Regions from separate parts of the Mus musculus genome. Here region 1 is linked to region 2. Evidence: chromatin loops called from intact Hi-C (ENCODE). Cell type or tissue: left cerebral cortex. All regions are shown on one strand. Each heading gives the region's core, and the rest is flanking DNA. Links, peaks and the distances in the headings are about the cores only. Region 1 holds the start of Mdh1b (malate dehydrogenase 1B, NAD (soluble)). Region 2 overlaps Ccnyl1 (cyclin Y-like 1).

What was found. A loop is a pair of places that touch in the nucleus more often than their neighbours do. Peaks named below come from ENCODE experiments on the same cell type or tissue, not always from the same donor. Only the 100,000 strongest peaks of a DNase experiment are listed, where the experiment ranks them.
Region 1: a loop joins it to region 2, with 2.1 times the contacts of the local background. A loop is called at or near these places in 5 of 42 quality-filtered maps.

The regions. Positions count from the first base shown.
Region 1 is chr1:63,726,966-63,735,305 of GRCm38, reverse strand. It overlaps Mdh1b (malate dehydrogenase 1B, NAD (soluble)), which reads left to right and starts at 4,988. Exons shown (of 11, transcript NM_029696.4): 1 at 4,988-5,035. The coding sequence starts at 5,014. It overlaps Fastkd2 (FAST kinase domains 2), which reads right to left and starts at 4,681. Exons shown (of 12, transcript NM_172422.3): 1 at 4,615-4,681; 2 at 3,085-3,906; 3 at 471-574. The coding sequence starts at 3,819. In left cerebral cortex, for the core only: a CTCF peak has its summit at 4,890; DNase peaks (open chromatin) are centred at 4,707 and 4,934; H3K4me3 peaks cover 1,600 bases; H3K27ac peaks cover 811 bases.
Region 2 is chr1:64,705,566-64,713,905 of GRCm38, reverse strand. It overlaps Ccnyl1 (cyclin Y-like 1), which reads right to left. Exons shown (of 10, transcript NM_001097644.1): 4 at 5,428-5,528; 5 at 2,453-2,488; 6 at 744-795. Among named protein-coding and RNA genes, the nearest start is that of Ccnyl1, 18 kb to the right of the region's middle. In left cerebral cortex, for the core only: a CTCF peak has its summit at 3,812 (motif pointing right); a DNase peak (open chromatin) is centred at 3,840.

The DNA.
Region 1 (8,340 bases), core at 208-8,207, 980 kb after region 2:
TAAATCATTCTAGTATACTTTTCACTTACATTATTGTACTGTCTTTACTAATGAACAAATCACATTAGATTAAATGTATCCTCATAACTCTCACTAACCTGTGACATGACATTAGTTGTATCAATTTTATATCTTCTTAAAATAAGCCAGTGTAATGCAATCCCCATAGTACCCAAGAAACTCTTCTCAACTGAGTATGCACGTCAGTTCTCCCGACCTTACATCAGTACTAGAGTCTAAGAAAGACTAATTTCAAAAGCACCCACAACGTTTTATAAATTGGAAAAAGTATTATCCTCAGCTTTATATCATTCATAATTAGAATTTTAAGTTTAACAAAGTATTAACTACTACCAATGTGTACCTTACTGGTGCCTCCCAAAAACAAGAATTCAACTTTCATCAGTTCTTTTAATTCCCCATATCAGGGCCACAGAGAAAACCATGTGAAGAAAGCCTAAGGTTCTTACCGCAACCCTGCTCGAAGCGCATTCACATTCATGCATGGCTCCATTGACACTAAAGCGGTTGACAAAATTGAAAGACATCTCTCATCACACTCATTGATGCGCTCCTATTAAAATATAATTACAAATAAAGCAAGGTGATGGCATGTATATTAGTTTCTAAAGCAAAACCTCTGAACTCATACTTTCAAAGGACTGAGTACCAGAGCAGTAGTTCACAAACTCCACAATAAACATCTATTCTGGGAAATAAGATATGTCATTCAATGACTTTTCCAAATAACTGACATATAATCCTTTATACACCAACACTTTCTTAAGCATCATTGGAAATCAATTTGATATTGATTCTATTCTTTTGATTGTGAAATACCTTGCATTAAAAATCATTTTTACCCCTTCATGGGCACTCAAACCACCATGAGGACAGCATGGTAGAATAACAGAAAAGCTACTAAAGTATGTAGGTCAATCACTCTCCTAAATGAACCCTAGAAGACTCTGTCCTTACAATTTCCACATAGCCTTTCCTGAGCATCATGCTACAACTGACCTGTGGATTGTCTTATTCACATGACCCACTGCAGTTTACTACCACTCTCTGGGTCTTAGTTAGGGCACTAGTTTATTCCAGAACAGGCTGTGGCATTCTGGAAAGAGAAGAGTAATGATAGAGCTTCTCTCCAACTCAACCACAACCCATCACTTAAGAGTAAGACCAGATTCGAGGAAGCCTTTTTGCTCTTGGCTAAAGTAGTACAACTTAACACTACTTATAAAGCTTCGAGTCAGAACTAAATGATATAATAATGGTTTAAGGACTGGGAGAATGGTATCATTCCGATAAGAGTTTCCTTAGAAAGAAAGACAGATAGCTAGATTAGATAGATAGATCTCCCATTATATTTATACATTTTTAACATTTATAATATACATATATACATATATATTATCTATGTGCACCCCATAACATCTGCTGTGAAAGGTCAGGCTAGTTGACTCAAATCCACTGACAGCACACCATCCTTTCACCGCTGGCTAAATGTCTTTACAACACCCACACACATTACCAAAGCACAACCACATGCAGATTTTCTAACTCCAACTATGCTCCCAGTGAGGATGCTACACAGATGTGAATGCCTGTCCAAAGCCTAACACAGAACTGCATCACTGTCAGTGGAAAGTCGATCCAAACAATTTCTAAACTGCCACATTAGAAAAGAATACTGTGCCTATCAAACAAACAGCTATTCTATGGCTTTCAAAACCACAAAATTTAAAAGTTCTTGCTTGAGGACATATGAATCAAGTTTACATAAAGAATTAAAAAGTTATATACCTACAACTCAATTCATGAATTCTAGTGAAACAAAGTATCACAGATTATCTCCAGGAAATTAATGTATTGTAAGATACTTAATTATTGAGTTTAAGAGTCACATGGCCAATCTTAAAAAGTAAATGATTACTTCTTCACATCTGGTGCCATATATAAGTGACATCAAACAAGATTCTGACACTTCTGTCTGAAACTGAAAATGCAAACTTGAGTATGTCAATCTCTGTCTTAAAATTCTCCAATGGACTATTGTGCATACTGGGCAAATACAAACTCCATGGGCATAAACATTAGTTTTAATGATTTTGCTACTACCTTTTCAAGGCTTAACTCCTTGTCCCTCAGCATATATACAACTACTTTCTAAGTCAACCCAATTCTAACACTCTCCCACCAGCCCCCATGTCACCAGCTTTGTTTACTTCAGATGCACCAACCTATTTCAGCTCCCTGAGCTAGCCACCTTTTCCATTGAATGTCAGCCATGTAATGTCTGCTGCAGACACCAACCCCTTCATAATTAATCCTCACAAAACACCAGCTGCTTCTTGGACACTGACTTTAGTGTCTTTCTCAATATCTTATCTCCACGTTTTGAAGACCAAAACTAGGTTGGAAATCCCATTACACACTCTCATAAGACCCTATATTCACTCACTCATTGCACTGAGAGATCTATGTGTGCTTTGATAGCTGCACTCTTGAGTATTCAGCACAGTGCCCTCAACATAGCATGAGTCATTAATGGAATGTGGCCACCACTCCTGTAACTGCCTACAAATACATCTTCCAGTTTAGATTGTAGGGGTCATGATTATAAGAAAATATGTGTTACATCTTTTATAACAACTGGTAAATGTGGTACCTTGTACATGGTTGACATCCAATATATAATCAGTATATAAATAAAGGAATCCACTAGCTGTTAACCATTAAATCTGTTTCCTAGTCTTAATTCTACTAATAGGATTAAGGTTATGTAAAAAAACAAACAAACAAAAAATCCGCTAGTTTACCTCCCATCCATTCTCCCTTCAACTACTCAACCTTTCTCTGCATCTCTCTTCATTTCCACTTAACCCTAGAGAAGGTCGGTGGGGCAGGTTTTCACAAATTTCCAAAGCAAAAGAAATGATCTAACTTAAGATCTCCTAGCCATTAAAACATACATTCTGCTGATAGTCTTTTAAGGAAGCTATACACACCTACATCCCCTGAGCTCCTTCAAACCATGTTAAACGCAGTACAGCCACACTTAAGTCTCTTTGGACTTACCTGAATCGTCCTCAGCAAAGTCTGTACCATAAGAGTGTTCTGAGGGATTCCCAGCTTCACTATAGCATTAAGGCTGAACAAGAGGTGGTCATAGTGCATAATCTTGGCTTCTCTCATCATCTGCTCACACAGCTGGTTAAAGGCAGGGTGACTGAACATCAGCTGTCTCTCAAAGCGCCTCTTGTCTTCAGATATCCTTTTGGCAATTATCCACATTGCTAAGAAATAGTTACTACCAGGAAATGTAGGTGCTTTTGAAAATGTGTCCAGCACATCACTCAGAGAGTTACACTCCTGGGCTAGCTTTTTATAATTCACAGGGGTTGGTCTTACTTTCTTGGTGAACACATCTTCACTGGAGGTATGATGAAAGTTTATTTTCTTTAAATCATGATCAGATGTCCCATCAGAGACAAAAGAATGTTTTGCATCAAAGGACAGTCTTCTAGGACAAAGCAGCCTATCAGGTTTAAAAACGGCTGAATGGCTTATGCCTTTAGTTTGAATACAACCATCTACTGATTTAGAAATAAATATATCCTGAAAGAGGTATCTAACAGATGGTTGCAATCCCTCATCAAAAACATTTAGCCGATGGTTTCTTGGGTTCCATTTTGAATGAATAACCTCTGGTCTGCAAGTTCCCAATGGATCTATCCTCAAAGCTCTGCTTCTTGGAAGTAACGTACTGAATCGTCGGATGGTCCATAACAAGGAACGTGCTTTGCTATTCATTCTGCTATCTATTGGCACACTTTCAAATACCCAAGATGCAACGCAAGTTGCCGTCTTTCTAAAAAAGAGCACATGCTGTGGACTGTCCTGTAGAGGATAGGTAAATAAAAGAAATAATGGTTAAAAACTGTTGCTTAAATAAGGGAAATGCATCTAACAGGGGCTTGCATGGGCACCGACGAGCCGCTAGAGTTTTATATTAAAATGGAACATGTCCTCGGTATGCTTCCTCCACGTTTATTTCATCTTTGTAAAAGTACCCAGGTCAATCACTTTAGCAGTTGTGGATAAAGTAGTTTCAATCAGTCAATCAATAAATGTGGATAAAGTAGCATAGATAGGTAGGTAAACTGAGAGATAGAAATAGACAGCTAGAAAGATAGATAAGACAGACAGAAAGATAGATAAGAATGTCTTGTGTAGGTGTTCAATATCGGCTAAGGAGAACTTTGTTAACACTACTTTGGAGGCCTTCACTGAAAACTGTATCATTGATGGACACTTCAGATCATCTTGCATTGGCCAAAAGCGAACTGTTAAGAAAACGTACTCGGACAGGTCGGTCTTGGTTAGGGACGGAATTAAAGAAAAAAAGCGATGTCCTTCCCGCCTGAGAATCTACAATCAGCCAGGTTCATCAAGATCCCGGAACCGGAGTCGGTGTCTTTCCGCAAATGGGCCGCCCAGCACTGCCCTAAACTTAAGACCCAGGCCACTTCCCAAACTTTTCTCCCCTAGGTAAAAAGACAAGTACGATCCGGCCCGCGATTCCGCTTCTGCTTGCCATCCACTCACCTTCGAACAGAACCCCGTGACTACACATAGGCGCAGCCATGACAGTTCCTCCTCAAGCGGCGCGTCTGGTGACGTATTACGGATTCTTTTATAAGTCAAAAAGCATCGGTTCTCAGCGACCGCGGAGGCCATGTGCAAATAGGGAGGAAAACCTTCCAGAAAGAATAGTTTCTATTCTCTGATGAAAAGATAGAAGCGAGAGCCTTAGGAAAACACGGAGCTTATAAAGTTCATCTATTGTTGTTTATGGAAACTCAAAACATTCAAATAGTGACTTTGAACTTTTAGCCCCTGGCGGTGCAGCCTCTTTTGAACGCGCCTGCGCCAGTTTTAGTACCCGCCGCGGTTGCCAGGAAACCGTGACGCCACGGTCCCAGTTTCTAGGTCTTGCTAGAAATCATGGCCAAATTTGTGATCGCGGGTGAGTGCTTCTCTAGTAAGCCCACAGATCTCTTCCCATGGGTGGTCAGCCTTGTTAACTGGCTTCTGTTCTTCAGCCCCATCCTTTAGAAGGATCATCTCAGGCTTTCTAGGCATTCATTTAAAGACGCTTGATACACAGTGGCAATGTGTCAAAGTCAGATGAGCAATGGGGACACGTTGGGGAAAATTCCCACCTCTGCCCTTGGCCAGTTTTAATTCCCACAAAACGTATAAGGGGTACAAAACGTATAAGGAATTCCTCTGATCTGCTGTGACTAATGTAATGATGGACAACTGCACAGGCCTCGGCGGGGTTGGCGGGAAAAGGAGCATAAGGAATGGATGGAGAGAAGGAAATAACTAAGCTATTAAAGAAACCAACCTCCAGATAAAGGCAAAGAGCTAGAAGATCTGTAGTCTAATGGAGGACCTGGATGTGGGAATGTCGCAGGGCCTGGGTTAGAATTACAAAATATAAACTAGATATTTAGTTTAAACAACAACAACAACAAAAGTTTGTACTAAATCTTGAACAAAATTTAACGAATTTAGGTAAAAATAATGTCAAAGTGTCAATTCGTCTACATTTTTAATGTAGACCATCTTGACAGCTGGAAGCAACACCACTACTTACTGGAACAGGCTGTTGACTGTATCTGCTTCCTCTTCTTTCACCAAGTATCTTTTTTTTCCTTTTTATTATTATTTTTTATTAGGTATTTATTTCATTTACATTTCTAATGCTATCCCAAAAGTCCCCCACCCACCCACTCCCACTTCTTTCACCAAGTATCTTAAAAGAGCTCCCTACTGTTCTATCCTTCCTTCCACTCAGTCTGGCTTCTCCTTTGGCCTTCCTATACAAACTATTTTGGCCACAATCACTTCTTTATTACACAATTGGAATTTACCATCCCTTTGGAAGTACATCTTTTGCTTCACTATACATTCAGATAAATATTTTTTTTTTTAGCACTAGAAAACGGGATGGTGGGAATACATACAGTAAAAACTTTCAGGACACTTTGTATATAACAGTAACAGGTCAGTGTTCTGGAGGAAACAGTGGTTGTGATGGTTTGTATATTCTTGAGCCAGGGAGTGGCACCATCTGGAGGTGTGACCTGATTGGAGTAGGTGTGCCACTGTGGGTATGGGCTTAAGATCCTCACCCTAGTTGCCTAGGAGTCAGTCTTCCACTAGCAGCCTTTGGATGAAGATGTAGAACTCTCAGCTATGCCTGTACCATGTCTGCTTGGATACTGCCATGTTCCCACCTTGATGATAATGGACTGAACCTTTGAACCTGTAAGCCAGCCCCAATTAAGTGTTGTTTTTATAAGACTTGCCTTGCTCATAGTGTATGTTCACAGCAGTAAAACCCTAAGACAGTGGTATAGGGTCTACCTAGCCAAGGGCTTCCCAGAGGGAAAAGTGATTAAATAGATGCCTGAACAACTACAGTTACCAAGCAGAGAAGACTCGGGAAGAAGCAGAAAAATTTACTGTGGATAATAGGGAGTAGAGCTGGAGTGTGAGTATAAAGATCATATATGGTTGTGAATGGAAACGCAGAGCACTCAGGTAGTATCTTTGAACCCCTAGCTCTTCTGAAAGAGCCTGAGCTGCCCTTGATGGTGCAGTTGCTGGGGAAGCATGAAGCCACGGTCCCAGTATCTAGGTCTTGCTAAAGATCTTGGCCACATTTGACGATAATTGAGAGTGGTTGGTAAGCATACATTTGAAATGAGTTTAACTGGGCTGGAAGAAAGGATGTAAGGGAAGAAAGGATGTAAGCATCCTAGGCTGAGGACAAATGAGATGATTCGGATTCTTCTGAGCCACATTCAGTATGTGAGACTTTAGCAAAACTACCTAGAAGGTTATTTATAAAGGGATAAGGCCATTAAATCTGTATCTTCCCTGAGAGTTATGGATACAACAAGAGGCTGGTTAGAAGGCTGGAGCTATATCATGCAAAAAGAGCTGCTTTGTGGGGAGAAAAGCAAATAGACTGAGGAATGATCTGAAAGATGAAATATGTTGGAGAAGATGTGTAATTCACTGAATGACTATGAGAAATAAAGGAGAAGTTACACACCTAAGCTTATGGGTAACTGGGTAGACTTGGACTCATTTAAAGAACTTTTATCAGAAGAATATGTTTAATAATCTACATCTCACAGTATTCTCTCTCTCTCTCTCTCTCTCTCTCTCTCTCTCTCTCTAACAAAGTCTCACTATGTCCCCTAGCTGATTTGAACCTGGCTATGTAGACCAGGCTGGGCCCAAATTCATAGGATCTGTCTCTTCCTCCTGAGTGCTAGAATTAAAGCTATGCACCACTACACCTGTCTAATCTCAATATTCTTAAGTGAGGAGATAAATCTAACTACTATAGGAGATGCAAGAATCTCCTACATTTTTTGGTAGAAGACATAAAATAAAAATGATCCGCATGAGATAGTTATTGGCAACCACAGTGATTAAGCTGATTAAAGTTTTCAGTCTTTTTATTAATGGCTAGACCAAGAGTGGGATTTTGCCTCTGAACGTCTCTTGGTGCCCAAGAGCAGGGGTTCGGTGTTTTTAAAGGCAAAAGCCATAGTGTGATTTACATCAAAATTAGATGAGAATCAGCATACCCTTGAAACATTCATTGCTGGCAGAGCCATTGTTAATTATTTCAGACATAACATGACAATTATTTTTAACTTATATTTTCTTTAGTCATTTTAGTTTAGTTATTTTGGTTAAAACATCTGGACTGTGGTCAAGGCCATGGAAATCTCAAATGGGTTGCCAAGAGAGACACAATCATTGTGGGAAAGGGGCAAATCATTTAAGCAAACCCAAAGTGGAGACGAACAAGATGGCAGTACCTTAGTCATTTCAGAATAGAATCCAGCTTATCCTGCTGAGTGTCCGTGATACATTCAGAAAGAGATGATAGAACACAGGAAAGTATAGGCATCTAGATAAGACGTACCTGAGCTAGGAACACAGACTGCCCCTTGAAACCAAGGAGCTTGGCCAGGAATACACACAGATAAGGTATGAAATTATGTGCCTTGCAGAGCAATACAATCTAATGAATAGATGAGGGAACAAAAACGTATAAAGTACAGAAAATGCTAGCCAGAGATGTACAATGGAAGCCTTCAGAGTATCCCACCATAGAGATGCATCCAGAATTTACTGTACTGGAAATGGGAAACCATGATAAATGCTACCAGGGATAAAGAAAAAAGGATTAAAAAAAAAAGTACTCATTGTATTAAGCCCCTGGTGGTCCCTAGTCAC
Region 2 (8,340 bases), core at 194-8,193:
TCTCCTACCCAGGTTTTTTTTTTTTTTTTTTTTTAATCCTGAAATCATACTGATCTTAAAAGTGTCACAGGGGTGACAGCTGTTTGCAATATACTTTGGGGGAAAAAAAAACCCAAAATATTTTTAGTTTCCTATAACCATAGGCTCTTCTTAACATTGTCCATATAACAGCCAACAGTATGTGTGTCAAGTATCAAGACTGGCCAGCATATGTCTGGTGAAGTGACTTCTTAAATTTTTACAGGTTCGACTGACTGGTTGTTTTCAAGTTAGGGCCTTACTAGGTTGCTCTTATTACTAGGTTGCTCTTATTACTAGGTTGCTCTTAATACTAGGTTGCTCTTAATAGGTAGACTGTCTTTCAAATCACTAGTCAGCCTTCAAGGTACTGAAATTACAGATAGACCCATTTTAACTAATTTAAAGTTTCCTTATTTCCCTTTTTTTAAAACATATTTGTTGAATTTGTTTACAGATATTTATATTGCTTGATGTTACTTAAAGATTATCTTTTGAAAAGCTGAATTTTCTATTATTTAAGACAATACACTTATTTCCCTTGGCTCACTACTTAAGCAAAGCATCAAGGCAATTGTTACTTTATCATAGCCACGGCACACTCCTAACTCAAGCTAGAGGGACTAATTTTCTCACAGTAATCAGCTACATAACACGCAGACAGAAACAAAACACAATTCTAGGAAAGAAAAATATAATTTTAAGAAAAGCAAACAGATACTTACTGTGAGAGGATGTGACCGCTCATCAAAAATGTCCAGGGATCTATTTGCATCTCTGTAAAATGTAACAATACAGGACGTTAGTAGTGTCTTAGTTAACAACTGCTAGATGTAGGGTGAGGCCGACGGGGGAGGCCAACCTTTAACAAGGCAAGCGGTTCTTCCTGGGTTTAGCCAGCGCTGCGGCACCTTTGCTATGAGTGCTTGCGAAGCACTGACACGCTTAGCAGTGCCGATAAGCACGTTATCCTTCCTCCTCATAAAGGCAGCAGTGGACATGAAGAACTTAGAACTTTGATCAATGTGAACAACATTTAAATTTCACAAGTTTCTGCCTTTCTTTAATTCTCTGATTGTTATATGTTTAAGATATACACTTGCTTCTTATAAAGAGTATTAATTAAAACGTCGCTGCCCCCCTTTTTTAAAACACACAATGGTGTGTGTGTAAAAGTTCATCAAACAAATAAAGTGCACTCATTTAAGCACTGCTTCTCTGAGGTCGTGGACTCAGGAGAGTCCCTGAGCCGGAGGCACACGGCCTCCAAAACCGTTCATCATATACATGAAGCATTGCCTGCTTCTTATGCCTGCCGACTGTGAGCGAGTGTGAACGAGCTGATCCTGGCATGGTCCCGGCTGTGCCAGCCGCCCCCCCCCCCCCACAACTGCACTGCACTTGTTTCCTGAGCCTGCTTACGTCTTTGATGAAACAGGATAACTAATGTCACTAAATCCTGACCTTTCTTTTTTAATATTCTGAATGTGATTTACTTGTGAACTCAACCAGCCCCTTATTACAGAATATCACTTTCATGTGTAACTACAAATACTCTCAAAATTGAATGTAGTAACTTGTCACTTTGAGGAAAACATAATTTGTCATGATAAAATTCAAGCTGTCAAGCTCTGTAAAAGCCAAGCTTGGGACCTTGTGCCTTCTGCTATGTGTCTTACAGCTTCTCCGTGCTCACACTTTCTGCTAACATTATAATAAGGGTGACTCATTATTCTCCATATGACCAGGATACATCATCCAACTATGCACTAGTAAAAGATACACTTATTAAACATTTGCACATTTATACAATGAGTACAGTGTTTAAGAGTTCACGGAGAGATACAAAACTCTATTACAATGAGACACCCTTAGTGTAGTGCTGTAGAGCATCAAAAAATCTGAACGCTTTAAAAATAACTTTCCGTCAAATGTATATGTGTGAGAACTGGTTTCTTGGTTCTTTAAAACAAACTGAAAGAAAGACAGAGAAACAAGGAAATCTATTTGTCTTTCTACCAAGACCTACATTAAAATTTATAGATATGCAAATGAAATATTTTCTCTCAATTTTACGTAGGAAAGTCATTTGAAAAAATTATGCTAACAAGATGGCTCTTTGCTGTGATTTTTTTACTGTCACAATGGGAACAGACAATTGTGACACTGTTAAACAATCTATAATGCATGCAGGAGATACCACAACAAGAAATTAGTTAAATTATTAGGATCAAGTTTGAAAAATTATGTGCTGGTTTCAATGTATATTTTTACATTTTAATATATATAAACCAGCAAGTTTAGAATCTTCAAACAAGGAACTCTATTATAATAAAGATTCATTTCAGGACTGTAATAAAGGCATGCTATAGCATACTATTTGGTATCAGCAAGGTAATCAGCTGGGATAGGAAGTTGGATTTAACATGCTCACCTGTTCTTTATGTGGTAATATATTGCTAAGGTCACACTGTGAAAGGAAAAAAAATATTTGAAGCAATTTGTTTTCTCATTTTCAAGCAGGGCTGACTTCCCGGGAAGCCCTGATGTCCTGCAGTTAGAACAGTACCATTCTACTTACAGTGCTCTGATTTCTTACACAACTAGACAACATGATTTTAGAAGACATATGATTTCTGTTGACTATGGCCATGTAAAAATGCTTATCTATCCCTCCTATCATTTGCCCTTCTACCTATAGAATCTTTTGTTCTGTGCAAGTTGCAGTATTTGTACATATGTTTAAACTTTAAACAGTAGGAATTTCGGATTAGGTCTCAGATTGCAGATGATATCCATTTAACACCACAGACCATTAGCTCCCTAAAGTAAGTAATGAAAAGTTCTGCATATTGAATAAAAGCATTTAAAATCACTTCTGTATGATTATTAGTAGCAAACTTAGTAAATATGAATGAGTGCCCACAAATCTGCTGATAAGACTAGCTACCCTGAAGTAAGTAGTGCTTTCAGTATAGCACAAGGTATAGTATTAATGGCAGGTATTCCGAATTAGTTTAAGTGAAATATTAGTAAGTAGACACGACCCTTTAGACACTATATTACTTTACTCCTAAGTTTGCCACAGATGATGTAAACTAGGGAACAAAGGGTTCTATTTGCCATCTGCCCATACCATCTAAAATGTAAAGTGAAAATGTTTGAGGGAAGGCAAATCTGAATTTTAGAAGTAGTTGGATATAAATTTAAAAATTTGAACTTTGTAACATTATTGGCATAAAAGATGGATACTTCTACAGTGCTTCAGTTTTACCCTCAGACTGATTTTTAAAATCACACACAAAAAAAATTGGTTCTGAAAAGGACACTAAGACTTACACAACAGTTCACCCAACAACCACTTTTATAGAAAAGGGAGGGGACCAATGTTTAAAACTCATGAATCTAAGGTCCCACACCAGGTGGGCAGGCACAGTTCTTTATTTTCATTAAGCAGTGGCTCCTAAACTTTGCCTCACACCAAAGTCACCCTGATATAAGATTAGCTCAAGGCATTCTGATAAACTGGCATTGGTTTAAGTCTAAGGTAACAAGTTCCCAGGGTGACTCCACTGTGCTGAAAAGGCTGGGAAGGGGTTAAGGAAGATCAAAGGACTTGCTCAGCCACTTTCTGCCAATGGCATTAATGCCTCACTCCCATCTCCTTTCTTAAAGTCATCTGAACTTATCTATGAATTGAAAGGAAGGCAAAACTGAAAAAATGCATGTGCTCACAGACACGGGTTTTTTCATTTATTTTATGTATGAGAATTCTATCTGCAGGTACACCTGCATGCCAGAAGAGGGCATCAGATCCCAGTATAGATGGTTTTAAGCAGACAATGCTCTTAACCAACGAGGCATCTCTCCAGGCCATATTTCTCTTGTCTTAGAAACAAAGTCTCATGTAGCTGAGGTTGGCCCCTAACTTGCTATGTAGCTGAGGATGATTTGAAACTCCTGGATCTTGCCACCTCAGCCTCCCAATTGCTGGGAATGCAGATATGAGCCACCATGTTCACATGCAGGCATGTATACTGAAAAAAGTTGTATGAGTCAAAACAGTTTTTTTTGTTATTGTTTTTGTTTGTTTTGTTTTGTTTTTTGATACAGGGTTTCTGTGTAGCCCTGGCTGACCTGGAACTCACTCTGTAGACCAGGCTGGCCTCAAACTCAGAAATCCGCCTGCTTCTGCCTCCCAAGTTCTGAGATTAAAGGCATGCGCCATCACTGCCCGGCTAAAACAGTTTTTTAATTTCCTCGAAAATCATGCGTTGTTGCCTATGATAAACATTTTTCAAAATTTGCTTTAATCTTTTTGGTAAATGTTTACTTCACCAAGTAAATTTACTGACTTTTAAAATATAATTAAAGAAAACAAATTAAAAACTGTACTTTCAAAAGTAGATTCCTAAAAGTTAGACTACATTGGAATTGGGAGAAGGGGATGAAAACTATTGGTGTGACCAAAGTTACTCTTTAAAAATATACAAATTGCATATAGGAACATCAGAATTATTTGAGTTCAAAATGATCTGAGGACTCTAATGAAACTTCCGTTATCTTTTTAGTCTCACAGATTGAGGCTTTCCTAAAAACCCACACCCAGGAATTATTGAACAGATGATTAACTCAAGACCCGCAGAGGTGGGGCTCAGTTTTTGCTGAAACACAATTTAATCTCAACTGTTGTTTTAAGTGTGAAAGGAAAGATAAACTACAACACATGAGAACTTGCAGATTTTAAATGAAGAAATTACTGATAATTGGCCAGTTTTTTCTAAAGCTAGGATATTAGAAACAAAATTAGAATTATAAGCTCATTATGAGTTTTAGACTGAGGAGTAAAATTAGGGATTAAAAGCATTAGCACTCTAAAATCAAACATTTCCCAAACTATGTTAAATAAAAAAATCAATAGTTAGAAACCAAGGAATCGGGTTCCCTGGGAAGCTCCAACCCTGCGCTCTTCTCCTGTCACTGTCGCAGGAGAACTCACCTCCGACTGTAACCTATGCACGGGGCTGCTCCTGTACTATGGTGCCAGGAGAGGACAAACTACTCAGAGTAGTTTCTGAAACAGTAAGCATTGTTTTAGGCCTATAACTGATCAACCTGGACACATCTATCACGTTCATCAGTGCTTTCACAACATAAATGCACCTGACAGAGGCACATTTTCCCTGGGATTTCTTGTTTGCTAACTGGCTCTCCTTTCCACCATGCAGTCTAAGATAAAATGGAAACTGAAATTTTACACTTAGTCCCTTAAAAATCAGTATCTAATTGACCCCAATGTCTTAAACTTTGTCTTAACATGACAATCAAACGACTGAAACGACCAGGCATGGCTCGGGTGCTCTAGCAGAGGGGTCTGTTGCTCAGCGCTGGCAGCCTAGTTGTACTCACCATTTTATTGTGGTTCTAAGGTTAGGCTGGCTGACTGTGCTGTCATCTAGAAATATTGTTGAGCATGAGCTATACTTTTTAGTAAGCTGCCCTGGAGATACCTGAAGGGGAAGGGAAATAGAAGAGAATGTCACGGTAAGTTAAACCTATAAAATGTGTTTTCTTTTTCCTTGGTTAGAATGTCAAATGATAAAGCATTAAGGTATTTACTTCTACAGTCCAGGAGTGAGTGCAGCAGCATGTGTGGTCCTGCAGGGAACCAAGCAGGCTTTGAATGTCCACAAATCACATTGGAGAGATGTGCTATAGAAGGCTGCCCTCAGTATGGTACCTACCAATCAAACCTGCCAAGTTCCTATTACAAACTTCCTTTATAAACATTATACACTGTTAAGTAAGGTTTCGGTATTTTCTCTTAAACAAATGGCAGCTTTCTACTTCTATACAGTCACTATAATAAAACATAATGCCTTGAATACTGGCATAAGAGCATCTTACTCTAAGAAATACAAGGTGAATAATAAATATCTTAGTGGCTAGAGTTGGTGTGCCTGTTGCCTACAAGCCAGAGGCCCCAAGTTTCTCTGGGCTGTTCCCTTAAGCATTAACATTTCTTCACATCTGAAAACAAAAGACAAAAGCAACTTGGGAAGTTAACCTTTATTTCCTGTGTTAAGTGTGCTGCCATTCTGTTTGTTTCTGAAGTTATTTATCAAGACACCTTCCTATTGTGCTCTCCACGGGAGCCTTACTCCCTCTATCCCCTGACTCCATCTACCTTCCAGCATATCTCTGCCAACGACCACACCGCAAAATGTTTCTCTTTGGGTTCTCCTAACCTGCTTTTCCAGAAGAATAATTCTCAATGGTCCTACCTCGAAATGCTGAGCACACAATCTTAATAGCTTCATGGAGTTCAAGTATTTGAAGAATTATTTATTACAGTTAAAATATTATAATATAAAATAATAAATATTACAGTGTAATTTAACTGTAATTAGATTACATAATTACAGTTTTAAAACTCATAAACACATGTAAGAGGGGCAGGCAGAAGACATGGTTCAAAGGGCAGAGCATGTAAAAATTGCCAGAAGCCCACAGTCAGAAACCCTCACTTGGTAGATGGAACAGTTAAAAACAAGACTGGAGATGTAGCTCATTGGTAGAGAACTTCACTAGTATGCTTGAGGCCCTCCATTCAACTCTAGTACTGAGAAACTAACTATAATCTGGGAGATAGTGAAGAATTACCTGTACTAGAGAAAGAAGACATTAACTTTTTGAGTCCTCTCAACTATCTTTAAAACACTTTAGAAGTATCCATTCATTTGCAAAGAATGCAGGAATAGAGCAATTATCAAATACTCAAACAGTCTAAAGTATGGTAAGATCCATTAGGTCCATGGTCAAATAGTGTCACTGAATAAAGATCAACAGAAGCACTCTTTAGAACAAAATACCAATAACTTAGCATTCTTAAAGAAAACCACTAATTCAGATGTGCCTTCCTTTCCTCTCCATCACACGGTCACTGTGCCCATCAGCCTTTTTTTAGAACCACATGTAAGAGGGGAAGGCAGAAGACATGGTTCGAAGAGCAGAGCATATAAAAACTGCCAGAAGCCCACAGTCAGAAACATGCACATGGTAGACAGAACAGCCTTCTGTTTGTTTCAGATGTTTCACTATAAAGCCTCTTGCTCTTTATCATAATGCCCCAGATGGTGCTATCTGAAACATTAAGTATCTTTTCAAGATAGAAGTGTTTTAGTTATATCTAAAGCTATGATGTTTAAGCTACTCAGTTAATATATGTACTTTACATTACCTATGTGTTAAAGTATATACTTTTATAAACCCAAAGATAAACAAAACATGAAAATGAAACTGATTCATTGAAATGCTTTTATTCCAGTGGAAGAAGATATCATTTAGAGTTACTATTATAGACTGGGGATCCCAAATCAAAATTCCTTGGGACAGAAAGTATTGTAGGTGTGTTGGCTAGTGTTTTTGTAAACTTGACACAAGTTACAGTCATTTGGAAGAAATCTCAGTTGAAAAAAAAATGCCCCTCTCAGATTGCCCTATGGGCACACCTATGGTTCATTTTCTTGAATGGTGCTTGATCAAGAATCATCATGATTGAGGGAGGGCCTGGTTCACTGTGGGTGGTGCCACCTCTGGGCTGCTGGTCTTAGGGTTGCTATAAGAAAGAGGAACATTCTGAACAAGCCAGTTGGCAGCACTTCTCCATGGCTGATCATTCCTCCTGACTTCCTTCCATGGTGACGGACTGTGATATCAAAGTATAAGCCAAATAAATCCTTTTCTCCCCAAGTTGCTTTTAGTCATTACAACAATAGAAATCCTTAATGAAGAAAGTGGGTTTTGGAATATTCTTATTACACACACACACACATACACACACACACACACACACTACATAAATCGTTGGATTTCCTGGGGATGGGACCCAAGTCTAAGGACAAACATTTTATATTTCTTATTCACACAAAAAGTAAAAGGTAATTTTATGCAGTTTTTGTTGTTTGCCTGCTACCTCATGAGGTCAGGTGTGGAATTTTCTACTTCTGGTATTAGGTTGACACTTAAAAAGTTTCAGATTTCATATGTTGGAACATTATGGATTCTAAATTAAGGAAGTACAACTTGTATTAAGGAGTAGCAGAGCATATACATGGTAACAAAAGTCAATTTTGACAAAACAAACACTAGAGATGAAGTAGGAACAAACTACAGACTAGCTGGCAGGCTGTCTAGTGATCCTCCCATTGTCCTCAATACAGTTTCTAATTATGAATGTACAGTGGGCTTGATTTGAAAATATTAAAACATTTAATTAGATCGTTTTTTAGCCCTCTAGCTGCTGTTCATTTTGCAAATCAG